2 separate regions of the Homo sapiens genome follow, and region 1 is linked to region 2. Evidence: read pairs that join two places in POLR2A ChIA-PET (ENCODE). Cell type or tissue: PC-9. All regions are shown on one strand. Links, peaks and the distances in the headings refer to the core of each region. The heading gives the core; the rest is flanking DNA.

Region 1 (8,335 bases), core at 18-8,017, 160 kb before region 2:
TTAGGAGTTTGGTGTTTAAGGGACATGCCAGGACATCCTTTCTAAAGTAAAAGACAAATTGCTGCATCTTGCATCCCCTACCACAAAGACGGAATCGAAGTACCTGGCAGGTCTCTTCAGGTTCTGAAGGCAACACTTTCCACACTAGAAACACTGCTTAGACTCATATACTAGGTGGCACGAAAGACTGCCTGCTCTGAGTGACATCTGGAGCAGAAAAAGTATAGCCCCACTTATCATCGCTCTCAGTAACCCACTGAGGGACTTTATGCTTCCTATTCTGCAGCTCTGGGCTCCGCATGGTGAGACATTCTGATCCCCAAAGGGCCATACTCTTCCAGGAAAGGTCACATTAAGTTACATGGTATGGCTACCACTTGTGCACTTTGAACTCCTTGTATTCAGGAATCACCAAGTAAGAAGAGAAATTATCATTATCATATTGCCAGTGTAATTGACCCTGATCAGGGAAGAGGTGGGGCTGCTGTTTTACAATTGGGGCAGGGAAGAATATGTGTGGTGACTCACTTGGGCATTTCTTTCTTCTTTTTTTTTTTTTAGATGGAGTTTCACTCTTGTTGCCCAGACCGGAGTGCAATGGCGCCATTTGGCTCACTGCAACCTCCGCCTCCCAGGTTCAAGTGATTCTCCTGCCTCAGCCTCCCAAATAGCTGGGATTACGGGCATGCGCCACTACACCCTGCTAATTTTTTGTATTTAGTAGAGATGGGGTTTCACCATGTTGGTCAGGCTGGTCTCGAACTCCTGACCTCAGGTCATCCGTCCGCCTCAGCCTCTCAAAGGGCTGAGATTACAGGCATGCGCCACTGCGACTTGGGCATTTCTTGGTACTCCTTTGCTTAGTTATGACTATGAATGATAAATGCAGCAACCCTGGCCTGAGAAAGGGGCCTCAGACCCCTGAGGAATTAGGGTTTGGGCCACAGCATCAGTAAGCCACTGAGACTAGTAGAAGTGATAGCTGAGGGCAAGAGGGATTTAGAGTAGAAGAAGGAAACAATGAGTACCTGTTGCACCTCCAAGAACAACTGCAGCAATGGGGGCTGTATATTATTCCACTAATCACGCTCATCTAAGTTTTTCACAGGAAGAGAAGCCCTGCCCAATTATGTCTGGAGAAGTGAATCCACATGATACAAAGGGTAGACTGGAGCAGCCATGGAGGTACCCCATTTGGATTCCTTTCACAAAAGAACTTTCTGTTCAGCTGTAGGAGTGCAGTTATCTCACAGCTTCCAGCTACAGCAACTTCAGGATTCACGATCATGTTCATGTTAAGACCACACTCTTCCCAGGCAGCCTCCAGACAACGATTGAGCATGGTGTGCATGCTAAAGCCTGGCCATTTCTGCCCAACTTTGCCCCTCGTCTCCCGCGGAGTTGACTGAGACTTTGTCAGATCCGCATCATGACTTGAGGCTCTCCCTATCCATCCTGCTTCCTCTCCCTATATCCTTCACAGGCATTACCCCCAATAAACCTCTTCTGCTCCTAACTTTGAGCATCTCCTTCTCAGAGAATCCAAACCAATGTACTGGGTGATAAAATAATATTGAACAGAGAAAATGAAAACTGTATATATATGCACATATAAGGTTTCTGTAGTTTATATATAGTTATATATATGCATATATTTACACATACACCATATAGTTATAATTTTTTTTTTTTTTTTTTGAGATGGAGTCTCACCTTGTCACCCAGGCTGGTGTGCAATGGTGCGATCTCGGCTCACCGCAACCTCTGCCTCCCAGGTTCAAGCGATTCTCCCGCCTCAACCTCCTGAGTAGCTGGGACTACAGGTGAGTGCCACCACACCCGGCTAATTTTTAAATTTTTAGTAGAGATGGGGGTTCACTATGTTGGCCAGGCTGGTCTCGAACTCTTGACCTCGTGATCTGCCCACCTCGGCCTCCCAGAGTGCTGGGATTACAGGCATGAGCCACTGCACCTGGCCATATTTTTTTTTTTTTAAGACGGCGTCTCACTCTGTCGCCCAGGCTGGAATGCAGTGGCACCATCTCGGCTCACTGCAGGCTCTGCCCCCCGGGTTCACGCCATTCTCCTGCCTCAACCTCCCGAGTAGCTAGGACTACAGGTGTCCGCCACCCAGCAAATTTTTTGTATTTTTAGTAGAGACGGCGTTTCACTGTGTTAGCCAGGATGGTCTCGATCTCCTGACCTCATGATCTGCCTGCCTCCGCCTCCCAGAGAGCTGGGATTACAGGCATGAGCCACTGCGCCTGGCCCCTTTTTTTTTTTTTTTTTTTTTTTTGAGACGGAGTCTTGCTCTGTCACCCAGGCTAGAGTACAGTGGCGCAATCTCAGCTCACTGCAACCTCCACCTCCCTGGTTCAAGCAATTCTCCTGCCTCAGCCTCCCAAGTAGCTGGGACTACAGGCACCCACCACCACACTCGGCTAATTTTTGTATTTTTAGTAGAGACGGGGTTTCACCATGTTGGCCAGGCTGGTCTTGAACTCCTGACCTAAGGTGATCCGCCTGCCTCAGCCTCCCAAAGTGCTGGGATTACAGGCATGAGCCACCGCACCTGGCATAAATTTTTTTTTTTTTTTTTTTTTTTGAGACGGAGTCTCGCTCTCTCGCCCAGGCTGGAGTGCAGTGGCGCGATCTCAGCTCACTGCAAGCTCCGCCTCCCAGGTTCATGCCATTCTCCTGCCTCAGCCTCCTGAGTAGCTGGGACTACAGGCGCCCGCCACCATGCCCGGCTAATTTTTATTGTATTTTTAGTAGAGATGGGGTTTCACGGTGTTAGCCAGGATGGTCTCCATCTCCTGACCTCGTGATCCACCCGTCTTGGCCTCCCAAAGTGCTGGGATTACAGGCGTGAGCCACCGCACCTGGCCTGGCATAAATATTTTTAATGTGTATTTGTATGGATGAGACCTTGAAGACATGGAAAAATAAAACTGGTTGATCTATTAAATAGAGTCAAAGGATTGTGAGTGATTTTTTTTACATGTCATTTATTGTTGACACAATGTCATTAAAAGAGAAAACTAGGATGTCAGTTCTAAATCTACTTTTTGCTTCTTAAAATATATGGGATTTCAGCCGGGAGTGGTGGCTCACATCTGTAATCCCAGCACTTTGGGAGGCCAAGGCGGGTGGATCACCTGAGGTCAGGAGTTCAAGGTCAGCCTGGCTAACATGGTGAAACCCCATCCCTACTGAAAATAACAAAAATTAGCTGGGCATGGTGGCTGGCACCTGTAATCCCAGCTACTTGGGAGGCTGAGGCAGGAGAATCACTTGGACCCAGGAGGCAGAGGTTGCAGTGAGCTAAGATCATGCCACTGTACTCCAGCCTGGGTGACAGAGCGAGACTGTCTCAAAAAAAAAAAAAAAAAAATACATATATATATATATATATATATATATATATATATATATATATATATATGACTTTGGGCAATTGATTTTCCATTTCCTTATCTATAAAGTAAGGCTAATAAGTGTGACAACAAAATGAGATTAAGAATTTAAACACATTTTGCTATTGTGAAGGTTTTTAGTTTTTTGTGTGTGTGTTTTGTTTTTTTTTTTGAGATGGAGTCTCACTCTGTCGCCCAGGCTGGGGTGCAGTGGCACGATCTCGGCTCACTGAAACCTCTGCCTCCTGGGTTCAAGCAATTCTCCTGCCTCAGCCTCCCAAGTAGCTGGGACTACAGGCGCCCGCCACCATGTCCAGCTAATTTTTTGTAATTATAGTAGATATGGGGTTTCACCCTGTTAGCCAGGATGGTCTGCTTCTCCTGACCTCGTGATCCACCCGCCTTGGCCTCCCAAAGTGCTGGGATTACAGGCGTGAGCCACTGCTCCTGGCGTGAAGTATTATTTTTATTATTGGCTGAAGTACCAGATATAAGTTGGTCAAGTAACAAATGCTTATTGATTATCTACTGTGTGTCAGGTAACGTTTGTATTAGTTTCTATGGCTGCTATAACAAAGTACCACAAATTTAGTGGCTTAAAAAACACAAATTTATGCCTGAGTGCAGTGGCTCATGCATGTAATCCCAGAACTTGGGAGGTCAAGGTGCAGGGATTGCTTAAGGTCAGGAGTTTAAGACCATTCTGGGCAACGTAGTGAGACCCCATCTCTACAAAAAGTACAAAAAGTAGCCGGGCATGGTGGCATGTGCCTGTATCATTTTAGAATAAGGGAGTTGAGAGACTTGATAGATTTGTGTCTCTCAAGTTTTGTAGCACATCAGGGGGACTAAGAAATAGAAGCCTCGGGCCAGCAGAGTGGCAGAACAACTGGCTTCCCTAGGAGAAAGTTGTCTTTCTCTCTATAGGAGAGGGAGGATTTCCTGTAGATTGAAGCGGAGAAGGAAAGGCTGGTCTCAAGGAGAAAGTCAACTAGATAAACAAAGAATTACAAAAAGCTTACAAAAGAATGCAACATTCTCACTCCAGCTAAGCAAAGACTTTTTCCTCATTTCTCCCCTCAGGAGTGGGAGAGGCTAGTTTATTCTGGTGTGTGGCTAGAAATTCTACAATGACACTCTTTGTATCTAGTCTCCCTAGGCTGTCCTTTGTTTTCCCCAAAATGATTATTCAGTTTTTTTTTTTCTAGAAATGACTTTCTCTTTGACTGCAAAGATGAATTAGATAAATTTATATGTGCAAGTTAATAAATTAAGTATCCAAACTCTGTGATTATAAAAAGTTTACATATAAGATTTTTCCTTTTCATAAACAGCCCTACTGAGGTGTAACTGACAAACAGTAAACTGCACAAATGTAAAGTGTGCAATTTGATAGTTCTGACATATGTATGCATCCATGAAATTTTTACCACAATCAAGATAATGAGCATATCCATCTACCAGAAACTGGGTGTTGGAGAGTGGGGGTGGATATGTTCTCCTTAGGTTTTGACCTCTTATTACCAGCTCACAAATTTGTACTCTGAGTAATGAGACAAGATGAGTCATTCATAAAAAATTTTTTCTACAGAAGTGGGCAGAAAAAAAAAAAAACTTCCCACCCACTTGGCAGGTGATCAGTAGCTCATTAACCTAAATCATGTCACCACACTGTCACTCTTTCTTCATTGTATACAGGCTGGAATGCAAACGGCTGGGAAAAGCACCCAGCTGGTGTCCCAGGCCAGCTCTTGGCTGCCTATATGGAAGCAGGAGGGGATTTCTGACCTCAGTCCCCTAACAGGCCTGCCCTCCAATAGTCTAAACTCACTGGGTACCATAGCATTCAGCCCAGAGCTAGCAGGCCTAAGTCTCTTCCTTACCTCTAGCTCATAAATCTTCCTCATGGTCTAAAAGAAAGAGATACTTATCCCTAATTCTATTTTTTAAAAATATATTTGCCAGATGTGGTGGCTTATGCCTGTAATCCCAGCACTTTGGGAGGCTGAGGCAGGTGGATCACTTGAGGTCAGGAGTTCGAGACCAGCCTGGCCAACATGGCAAAACCCTGTATACTAAAACTACAAAAATTAGCTGGACATGGTGGCGTGCACCTGTAATCCCAGCTACTCAGGAGGCTGAGGTGGGAGAATCACCTGAACTCGGAGGCAGAGGTTGCAGTGAGCCAAGATCGTGCCACTGCACAACAGAGTGAGACTCTATTTCAAAAAAAAGAAAATTATATAGATAAAAAATGTTTTTAGTTTTTTTGTTTTTTTTTTGGTACAGATGGGGGCTCATTATGTTGCTCAGGCTGATCCCGAACTCCTGGCCTTAAGTGATCTTCCCACCTCGGCCTCCCAAAGTGCTAGGATTACAGGTATGAGCCACCACACCCAGTGTATCCTTATTCTACAGCCAGCCTCTCTTCCTAGTGTCTAGACTTAATTCCTGAGCTCTATTATTCAGCAATATTTATCGAACACCTACCAGGTACCAGGCACTGTTCTAGGCTCTTGGAATATAGCAGAAGTCAACAATAGGCAGCAATCCCTGCCTTCATGAGCTTACTTCCTACTGAGTGAGGAAACTAAAGGCCAACATCTTAATTCCACCTTCTGGAAGTAACATCTGAGTTACCTTCTGCCCTCAAAAAGGTGTAGAGAAGAATCTTATCCTTATCCTAACCCTTTTGCAACTTGTAACTTGTAGCTGCTCTGCTTTTTTTTTTTTTTTTTTTTTTTTTTTTTGAGACAGAGTCTTGCTCCGTCGCCCAGGCTGGAGTGCAGTGGCGCAATCTTGGCCCACCTCCTGGGTTCAAGAGATTCTCCTACCTCAGCCTCCCAAGTAGCTGGGACTACAGGTGTGTGCCATCACACCCGGCTAACTTTTGTATTTTTGGTAGAGATGATGTTTCATCATGTTGTCCAGGCTGGTCTTGAACTCCTGACCTCAGGAGATCTGCCCGCCTCAGCCTCCCAAAGTGCCGGAATTACAGGTGTGAGTCACCGCACCTGGCCATATTTCTTTCCTTTCTATTCACCATCTTCAAGCAGTTTATATGCAGTAATTCCAAGTTCCCTTGTCCCTCACCTGCAGTTGAGCTTGGAAACTGAAGGCTTTTCTGAGTCCTCCTTCTACCGGATGTCTCTTGTGCTTCTGCTCCCTATTTTTTCACACTCTTTTCTCCTTGGATTTCTATACCACTGCTCTATTATTTTCTACAGCTCTAGCCCTCCCCTGTCCCTGTGGGTACTTTTTTCCTTTCTCAGCTATTCCCCATAGCTGTGAAAAAGCTCTTTCCTTTCCTCTGCCCTCCACTCTTCCCCTTCAGTGGCTCATTCACTCTCATGCTTTCTCCTGCCACCTCCAAAAGCAGACAACTTTCAAATCTCCATTTTAAACACCGACCTCTCATCCATGTACTGAATCAGTATTTAACTTTCTCCAGAACTTTTGCACTTGTACGTCTCATCTCTACTTAGGACACAGACAAACCAAGCAAAGTAACTTCCCCCGTATACCAGCACTCCTTCTCAAATTCCCTGTCTTTACTTTTTGCAGCCCCCAATATATATATATATTTTTGAGACGCAGTCTCACTCTGTTGCCCAGGCTGGAGTGCAGTGGCGTGATCTCGGCTCACTGCAAGCTCCACCTCCCGGGTTCACACCATCCTCCTGCCTCAGCCTCCTGAGTAGCTGGGACTACAGGCACCCACCACCACGCCTGGCTAATTTTTTGTATTTTTAGTAGAGACGGGGTTTCACCGTGTTAGCAGGATGGTCTCATTCTCCTGACCTTGTGATCTGCCCGCCTTGGCCTCCCAAAGTGTTGGGATTACAGGCGTGAGCCACCGCGCCCGGCCTGCAGTCCCCAGTATTAGAAGGAGCAACTTCTTGCTTAGAGTTGCACTGGAGACTCGGTACTAATAATACCTGCCAGCTACCCTAAATAGGAAAGAAATTTAAATAAATTAATAGATACAAAACAAGTTTATGGCCATAGGTGGGGGTAATCTCAACCTTTGGCAAGCAAGGCTAGAAAGTAGCATCAGACTTCAAAGAAAACTTACCATTGTTAGGTTCAAGTCAGAGGGCAAAGAAGGAAAGTGCAGGACACTGGAGGGGATATAGGAGGTGGGAGGGCATCTGAGAACCTCAGAGAAGGAAGACTGAAGCAGGAGGGAGAATGGAGATAGGGATCTTGTGTGTGGGAAAACACACAAACTCAGAGTGTTTGTTCCTGTTATCTCACTCAACAGTAACAATCAACACAGACAGAAGACTCCTGTGACCAAATATGGAGGATTTCTCCCCACCAGCAAACAAGCAATCAGTTCTGCAGCAGACACCAGCTGGGTGTCCTCTAATTCGATTCTGACACCATCTACCAAGAGGCCACAGGTTGAGGGCTCAAACCCCAAAACTGCCCCCACCCACCCCATTCAGACACCAGTCAAAACCCAAGACTCCAGAATTTCTGACCCAGCAGATTCAAGTTGGGGCTCCTACAGCCCCCTCTTTGGACTCAATTCATTTGCTAGAGCAGCTCACAGAACTAAGGGAGACACTTCGTTTACCAGCTTATTAGAAAGGATATGACAGAGGATGTGAATGGAGAGATGCATGTCTGTTAGATTCTTCTTGGTCTCTCTATGCAGCCTTCCTTCCTCCAGGCTACGGGGTAGGACCCTCTCTGCAATCAGGGTCTTATGACTCACAATCAGATTAGAGTCCTGCATCTGGCAGGTGCAATGAGAACAGGAAGGCCCGGTGTGGTGGCTCATGCCTGTAATTCCCACACTTTGGAAGGCCGAAGCAGGTGGATTGCTTGAGCTCATGAGTTTAAGACCAGCCTGGGCAACATAGGGAGAGTGTCTCTACAAAAAATAAAAAATTAGCCGGACATGGTGGTGC
Region 2 (8,335 bases), core at 152-8,151:
GAGAATCACTTGAACCCAGGAGTTAAAGCAGCATAGTGAGACCCTGTCTCTACAAAAAAGCTTTTTTAAATTAGGCGTTGTGGTACGTGCCTATAGTCCCAGGTACTCAGGGGGCTGAGGTGGGAGGATCACTTGTGCCTGGGAGTTCAAGACTGCAGAGAGGCCGGGCGTGGTGGCTCATGCCTCTAATCCCAGCACTTTGGGAGGCCGAGGCAGGCAGATCACTTGAGGTCAGGAGTTCGAGAGCAGCCTGACCAACATGGTGAAACCTAAAAATATAAAAATTAGCCGTGTGTGGTGCCAGGCACCTGTAATCCCAGCTACTTAGGAGGCTGAAGGAGGAGAATAGCTTGAACCCAGGAGGCGGAGGTTGCATTGAGCCCAGATGGCACCACTGTACTCCAGCCTGGGCTACAGAGCGAGACTCCGTCTAAAAAAAAAAGAAAAATGCCGGGCACGGTTTCACGCCTGTAATCCCAGCACTTTGGGAGGCCAAGGCAGGCAGATCACCTGAGGTCAGGAGTTCAAGACCAGCCTGACCAACATGGTGAAACCCCATCTCTACTAAAAACACACAAAAAATTAGTCTGGCTTGGTGGGGGGGCACCTGTAATCACAGCTACTCAGGAGGCTGAGGCAGGAGAATCACTTGAATGGGGGAGGCGGAGGTTGCAGTAAGCTGAGATTGCACCATTGCACTCCAGCCTGGGCAAAAAGACTGCAGTGAGCCCAGATGGTGCCACTACACTACAGCCTAGGTGACACAGCAAGACCCTGTCTCAATAATTAAGTAAAATAAACTAAGAATAAACAACCATTATAGTTATCTGTTGGTTGAATAAATGAATGAATGAAAGGCATGAAGTTTGCATTAAAGGATGGAGAAACTGGAGTTAAAGGACTGAGCCAGGCAGTTGTTGCCATTATCCATGTGGAAGGAAATGAAGGACTGGACCAGGATGCAGACAGATGAGAGGTAACAGGCATATGGTAAAATAAACCACTGGTGATAGAATAGATAAGACTCATCCAAATAAATATTGCCCTCACCATGACTGAGATTGAGGATGAATCCATTCACTTTAGAATACCACAGCACTGAATGATTTTGAGATTTTAATGAGTGTTACGGGGTTTTAAAGTAACCTATTCCACCCTATTTTAAAATATATAACATGAAACAAGTTATTCCTCTGTAGTTTAAGCAATCTTCAGTTTTTTAGATGAAGGCCTAAACTAAGATTTGGGGGAGTACCACTTCCTTCCTACCATTCCTCACTCTTCTCCTTCTCCACAATTTCCCGTTCTCCACTCCCATTACCTTTTCCAGTTCTATTATTCATTTTAGTTTATCATAAATTTACTAAAATTTAAAATAAACTTTTGCTATAATAGCCGGGCACGGTGGCTCCCACCTGTAATTCCAGCACTTTGGGAGGCCAAAGTGGGCGGATCACTGGAGGTTAGGAGTTCAAGACCAGCCTGACCAACGTGGAGAAACCCCATCTCTACTAAAAATACAAAAAAAAAAATTAGCCAGGTGTGGTGGCGCATGCCTGTAATCTCAGCTACTCGGGAGGCTGAGGCAGGAGAATTGCTTGAACCTGGGAGGTGGAGGTTGCAGTGAGCTGAGATTGCGCCATTGCACTCCAGCCTGGGCAACAAGAGCAAAACTCCATCTCAAAAAAATAATAAAAATAAAAAATAACCTTTTGCTGTTAAACCAAGGCAAACTCTATATGTGTAGTCTATGGCCTCAAATAAATGAATCTATTGTTTATTTTTGTAGCTAATAATCAGCCTTCTTTAGAAATTAAAGCAAATGCTACACATTCACACAGCATAATAAATGGGGGAATTAATGTCACTGTATATTTGTCTTAAGTGTTTTACTTCATGTTGTGGTTTCTCAGTAGTACTACTTCTTCATCCAAAAACACCCTGCTGATTCCATCCTATGTGAAAAATCTGTTCAGCGTTTTATACAGAGAGTTGGCTGAACACAGATACATATATCTCACAGTATATAGAAATGCTCAGGTTGGCCGGGCATGGTGGCTCACACCTGTAATCCCAGCACTCTGGGAGGCTGAGGCAAGCGGATTACCTGAGGTGAGGAGTTTAAGACCAGCCTGGCCAACGTGGTAAAACCTCGCCTCTATTAAAAATACAAAAAAAAAATTAGCCTGGCATGGTGGCGTGTGCCTGTAATCCCAGCTACTCAGGAGGCTGAGGCACGAGAATTGCTTCAACCTGGGAGGTGGAGGTTACAGTCAGCCGAGATTGCACCACTGCACTCCAGCCTGGGCAACAGAGGGAGAATCTGTCTCAAAAAAAAAATGCTCAGGCTGGGCACAGTGGAGCCAGGCCTGTAATTCCAGCTACTTGGGAGGCTGAGGTGGGAGGATTGCTTGAGCCTAAGAGCTCGAGAACAGCCTGGGCAACATTGCAAAACCCCATCTCTACAAAAAAATTAGCCAGGCATAGTGGCACGCACCTGTGGACCCAGCTACTTGGGAGGCTGAAGTAGGAGGACTGCTTGAGCCCAGGAGGTGGAGGCTGCAGTGAGCTGAGATGGCACCGCTGCACTCCAGCCTGGGTGACAGAGGAGCAAGACCCTGTCTCAAAATAAAAAAAGAAAAGAAATGTTCATAAAGCCAGGCAATGGGACATGCACCTGTAGTCCTAGCTACTTGGGAGGCTGAGGTGGGAGGACTGCCTGAGCCCAGGATTTCGAGGCTGAAGTGAACGATGATTGTGCCATTACACCCCAGCCTTAAGAGACAGAGCAAGACCTCATCTCTAAAAGTAAAAAAGTTCAGAGGGAGGCATTTGTTTACTGGAATAATCAGGCCAGACTCTGTGGCTCACACCTGTAATCCCAGCACTCTGGGAGGTGAGGCAGAGGATTGCTTGAGCCTAGGAGTTTAAGACCAGCCTCAGCAACATGGCGAGATCTCATCTCTACAAAAAAATACAAAAAATTAACTGGGCGTGGTGCTGTGCTCCTGTAATTCCAGCTACTCAGGAGGCTGAGGTGGAAGGATCACTTGAGCCTGGGAGATCGAGGCTGCAGTGAGCCGAGATGGCACCACTACACTCCAGCCTGGGTAGAGCGAGACCCTGTCTCAACAACAAACCCACAATGACTTAACTATTCTGAAGCTCAGTTTCCCTAAAATGGAATAAAATCTGTTTCATTTGCTTGTAATGAGGAATAAATGAGTTAATGTTTGTATTCATACACAGTAGGGGGCTCAAGCAATAACTGCTGGCTTCTTTTTCATTACCCTGAAAAAAAGCCTATGTATCTAAATATCTATATATTGTTCAGGAAAAAAATTCACTCTCTTATAAAAGTTTCTTTAACTCAAGGGTGTTTAAGATATAACTGGAGGCTAGGTGTGGTGGCTCACACCTGTAATCCCAGCACTTTGGGAGGCCGAGGCAGACAGATCTCTTGAGTCCAGGAGTTTGAGACCAGCCTGGCCAACATGGTGAAACCCTGTCTCTACTAAAAATACAAAAATTAGCTGGGAGTGGTGGCTCATGCCTGTAATCGCAGCTACTTGGGAGGCTTTGGCAGGAGAATTGCTTGAACCTGGGAAGCAGAGGTTGCAGTGAGCCAAGATTGCACCATTGCACTCCAGCCTGGGCAACAGAGTGAGACTCAGTCTTAAAAAAAAAAAGGAAAAAAGATATAACTGGAGTTGTATTTTACTGACTTTTGAATAAGCCAACTTCTTTCCCCAGTTTGTAAACAAGACAAACAAATGACATTATCTTACTCTGTTGGTAATTTCCTGCCCTCCCCACACCTCGATGTGCAAAACATATACGTACTTTCCTACCAAAGCTAGAGGCTTCGTGTGTACACAGGATAGCATAGGTTCCCATAGGGTCACCCATCATCCAAGTGCAAAACCATCTACATCTATAGTGGCTCCTTGGGATCTCACATAGAGGTGAGTGATTTTTTTTTTTTTAATCAAAAGAATTTTTTAAAAACAGATTCGGTGAAGTGAGAAATTTTAGAGCATATCACAAATGTTAAGCTTTTTTATTTTTTTTTTTTCTTTTTTGAGACAGAGTCTCACTCCGTCACCCAGGCTGGAGTGCAGTGATGCAATCTCAGCTCACTGCAACCTCTGCCTCCTGGTTTTAAATAATTCTCCCTGCCTCAGCCTCCTGAGTAGCTGGGATTACAGGCACCCACCACCAGGCCTGGCTGTTTTGTATTTTTTTTTTTTTTTTTTTTTTAGTAGAGACAGGGTTTCACCATGTTGGCCAAGCTGGTCTTGAACTCCTGACCTCAGGTGATCCACCCACTTCAGCCTCCCAACGTGCTGGGATTACAGGCGTGAGCCACCGTACGCAGCCGCAAATGTTATGCTTTTACATTTAATGTGGGGGGAGAGAATGGCATTCAGTTTTACAATTTGACAACTAAGGAGACTGAGGAGAAAAAAGACAAATCAGGGGGAGGAAAACATAACTTAGTCAAAATATTTATTTAAAAAATATTTTTGGCCGGGTGTGGTGGCTCATGCCTGTAATCCCAGCACTTTGGGAGGACGAGACGGGTGGATCACTTGAGGTCAGGAGTTTGAGACCAGCCTGGCCAACATGGTGAAACACTGTCTCTACGAAAATAACAAAAATTAGCTGGGTGTGGTGGTGGGTGCCTGTAATCCCAGCTACTTAGGAAGCTAAGGCAGGAGAATGGCTCCAACCCGGGAGGCGGAGGTTGCAGTGAGCTGAGATGGCACCACTGCACTCCAGCCTGGACAACAGAGTGAGACTCTGTCTCAATTAAAAAAAAAAAAAAGAAAAAGAAAAAAATATATATATAAAATATATATATATATATATATGAACTAAATCATTTTTGAAAAATAACTATATTTTCCGAAACAAGAAAAAAAATCAATGAGACAATTGGCATTGTTTTTAAAGGGGGAAATTTCTTTAATGTCAGACTGGGTTCTCATATCTGCTTCTGCATTCAATCTTTGTGTGTGTGTGTGTGTATGTGTGTGTGTGTGTGTGTCTCACTCTGTCACCCAGGCTGGAGTGCAGTGGCATGATTGCAGCTCACTGCAACCTCTACCTCCCAGGTTCAAGCAATTCTCCTGCCTAAGCCTTCCCACAGGTGCATACTACCACGTCTCGCTAATTTTTGTGATTTTGGTAGAGACACAGTGGCTCACACCTATAATCCCAGCGTTTTGGGAGGCCAAGGTGGGCAGATCACCTGAGGTTGGGAGTTCGAGACCAGCCTGGGCAACATGGTGAAACCCCATCTCTACTAAAAATACAAAAATTAGCTGGGCGTGGTGGCGTGCACCTGTAATCCCAGCTACTTGGGAGGCTGAAGCACGACAATCGCTTGAATTCGGGAGGCAGAGTTTGCAGTGAGCTGAGATCACGCCACTGCACTCCAGCCTGGGCAAAAAAGCAAGACCCTGTCTCAAAAAAAACAAAAACAAAAAACAGAAGATGATAAAAAAAAAAAAAAGAAACCCTCCCGAAAACGGCAGAAAGACAGTCATAAAGGGATGCAAAGAAATTTATACATATGGGCCAGGCACAGTGGCTCACGCCTGTAATCCCAGCACTTTAGGAGGCCGAGGCGGGCGGATCACGAGTTCAAGAGATCAAGACCATCCTGGCCAACATGGTGAAACCCCGTCTCTACTAAAAATACAAAAATTAGCTGGGCATGGTGACGCATGCCTGTAATCCCAGCTACTCGGGAGGCTGAGGCAGAAGAATCGCTTGAATCCAGGAGGTGGAGGAGGGTCCCTTGAGCCAAGATTGCACCATTGCACTCCAGCCTGGGCGACAGAGGGAGACTCTGTCTCAAAAAGAAAAAAAAAAGAAAGAAAGAAATTTATACATATGAACCCTTAGAGCTATAAATAGGAAACTTAAAATCTTCTACTTATGTTTGTGTGTGTGTGTATTTTTAGTAGGGTGGTCTATAACTGACTAGCTATAAAAAGTTCCTGCTTCAAATTTGAAGAGATGTTTCTGAAATTTTTTCTGTCATTGGAAAATAAGAAAACTTCCTACTATAAAAAAGGTTGTCACATGTCTTTCTACAATGTTTCAAAAGGCTAGTCTTGTGGCTGTTTGGAAGGTTATCCCTTGAGGGGATACATGACATTTTAAACTCTAGGCTAAAGCAGGGTCATCGCCTCATGATATTTGCGGGACAGCTGATTGGAAGCTGGCCAAGAGCTGGTGGGCCTAACATGTGGACTGGTGATTCTCCCCAATCCAGACCAGTGGTGAGAATTTTTTTTTTTTTTTTGAGATGGAGTCTCGCTCTGTTGCCCAGGCTGGAGTGCAATGGCGCAATCTCGGCTCACTGCAACCTCTGCCTCTCAGGTTCAAGTGATTCCCTGCCTCACCCTCCCTAGTAGCTGGGATTATAGGCACCCACCACCATGCCCAGCTAATTTTTGTATTTTTAGTAGAGACAGGGTTTCACCAAGTCGGTCAGGCTGGTCTCAAACTCCTGACCTCGACTGATCCACCCACCTCGGACTCCCAAAGTGCTGGGATTACAGGCGTGAGCCACCACGCCAAGCCGATTTTTTTTTTTGAGACAGGGTCTCACTCCGTTGTCCAGGCTGGAGTGCAGTGGCATGATCTTGGCTCACTGCAGCCTCTGTCTCCCAGGCTCAAGTGATCCTCCTACCTCAGCCTCCTAAGTAGCTGGGACTACAGGTGCATGCCACCATGCCAGCTAGGCTAATTTTTGTATTTTTGAAGAGACGTGGTTTCACCATGTTGCCCAGGCTGGTCTCAAACCCCTGAGCTCAAGCAATCTGCCCACCTCAGCCTCCCAAAGTGCTGGGATTACAGGTGTGAGCCACTGTGCCCAGCTGACAAATTTAAACTATCTTTGGCACTCTTGTCCCCATTCTTTGTTCATCTTTCATACTGTACTCCTGCTTTAACCTAGCTTGTCTGCTTGCCCTCTCCTCATGATATGAGCAAATTCCCATTTATATTCTTCAACATACAATTTTTTTGCTTTCAGAATGCTCGCTTGTCTTTTATTTTGCTGGGTTATATCCAATATCTATTCTAAGACCTGACTCACAATATTTCTAAGAAGCCTTCCATTCATTCATTCACCATATACTGGTGTGTGTGTGTGTGTGTGTGTGTGTGTGTGTGTGTGTATGTGTGTGTGTCCATACACATATAGGCCTTCCAAATTAACTTAAACTCCACTATGTCCCTTCAGCAATTAGGTTAGGTACCCCATTTGTTCTACTGTTGTATATACTGCATGTTTTACACAGGCATTTTCAAGCTATTACACTTTATTCTGCCTTCCAATTAAACATTGTAGCAGTGACTCTTTCATCATCTATCCTGTATGATTGTCCCAATAATTAATAATAAAGTACTATAGTAGCAACTTGTACTCTCTTGATCCTAACAAAACCCTGTAATGGGCTAATATTACTTCATCCATATGTCTTCTTTGTAGACATAGAAACTGAGGTTTAAAGAGGTTACATTAGTTATTCCAAATCAAACGGCTTGTAAGTGGCAGGGAAGATGGCATTCAAGACCCGGGCTCAAATAACTAGCCTCAATGTATTAAGTAAGGCACTAATGAGGGGCATTGCATATTAAGTAAAGCCCTAGGAAAGGCATTGAGATAGAGGTTCTGAGGACAAAGAGGGCTCTAAATCAACAATCTTAACCGAAAAATACACAAAAAACTTGCTGGGCGAGGTCGGGCCTATAATCCCAGCACTTTGGTACCTGAGGCCGGCAGATTGCTTGAGGCTAACAGTTCGAGACAAGCTTGGGCAACATAGCAAGACCCTGTCTTTACAAAACAAACAAACAAACGAAAAATACACAAAAGCAACACCAGAGGCCCATTTGCATGGCGTGTTTTTGTTTATTTGTTTGGCCTAATATGGTTTCGTTTTGTTTGGAAGAAGGGATTGTGCCCTCCAAGCCTTTGTCGTTTCACTCACCTCTCCCAACCTGGCCCTGTCCAGCCCCTCCCTGGAGGGCTGGGCATATGGATGCTGGAGGTCACAGGCTGCCCAGGCAGGTTGGTGACCTCGGAGGCAGAACCACGGCCTCGAGTCGGGCCTCTAACGGCGAAAAGACTGACGCGGTTGGACCGCGCCATTCCCGAAATGTTAAGGAGCTTAAACTCCGCATCGTCCTCCAAGATAAGTAGGAAAAGGGCAGTCAGAAAGAACGTCTTCCCCGTCCGCCGTCTTCCTGCGCGCCCTTCTAGGAACCCAGCGTCCATCCCACGGCCTGATTTACTAAGGGAGTCTTGTAGCAT

The links. Peaks named below come from ENCODE experiments on the same cell type or tissue, not always from the same donor. Only the 100,000 strongest peaks of a DNase experiment are listed, where the experiment ranks them.
Region 1: POLR2A ChIA-PET joins it to region 2 with 16 read pairs; 3 of 35 experiments call an interaction of 5 or more read pairs at or near these places.

What each region holds. Positions count from the first base shown.
Region 1 is chr1:151,491,666-151,500,000 of GRCh38, reverse strand. No RefSeq gene overlaps it. Among named protein-coding and RNA genes, the nearest start is that of CGN, 16 kb to the left of the region's middle. In PC-9, for the core only: no CTCF peak of the experiment used is centred there; DNase peaks (open chromatin) are centred at 4,430 and 5,000; H3K27ac peaks cover 2,125 bases.
Region 2 is chr1:151,328,017-151,336,351 of GRCh38, reverse strand. No RefSeq gene overlaps it. Among named protein-coding and RNA genes, the nearest start is that of PI4KB, 4.8 kb to the right of the region's middle. In PC-9, for the core only: no CTCF peak of the experiment used is centred there; no DNase peak of the experiment used is centred there; H3K4me3 peaks cover 658 bases; H3K27ac peaks cover 433 bases.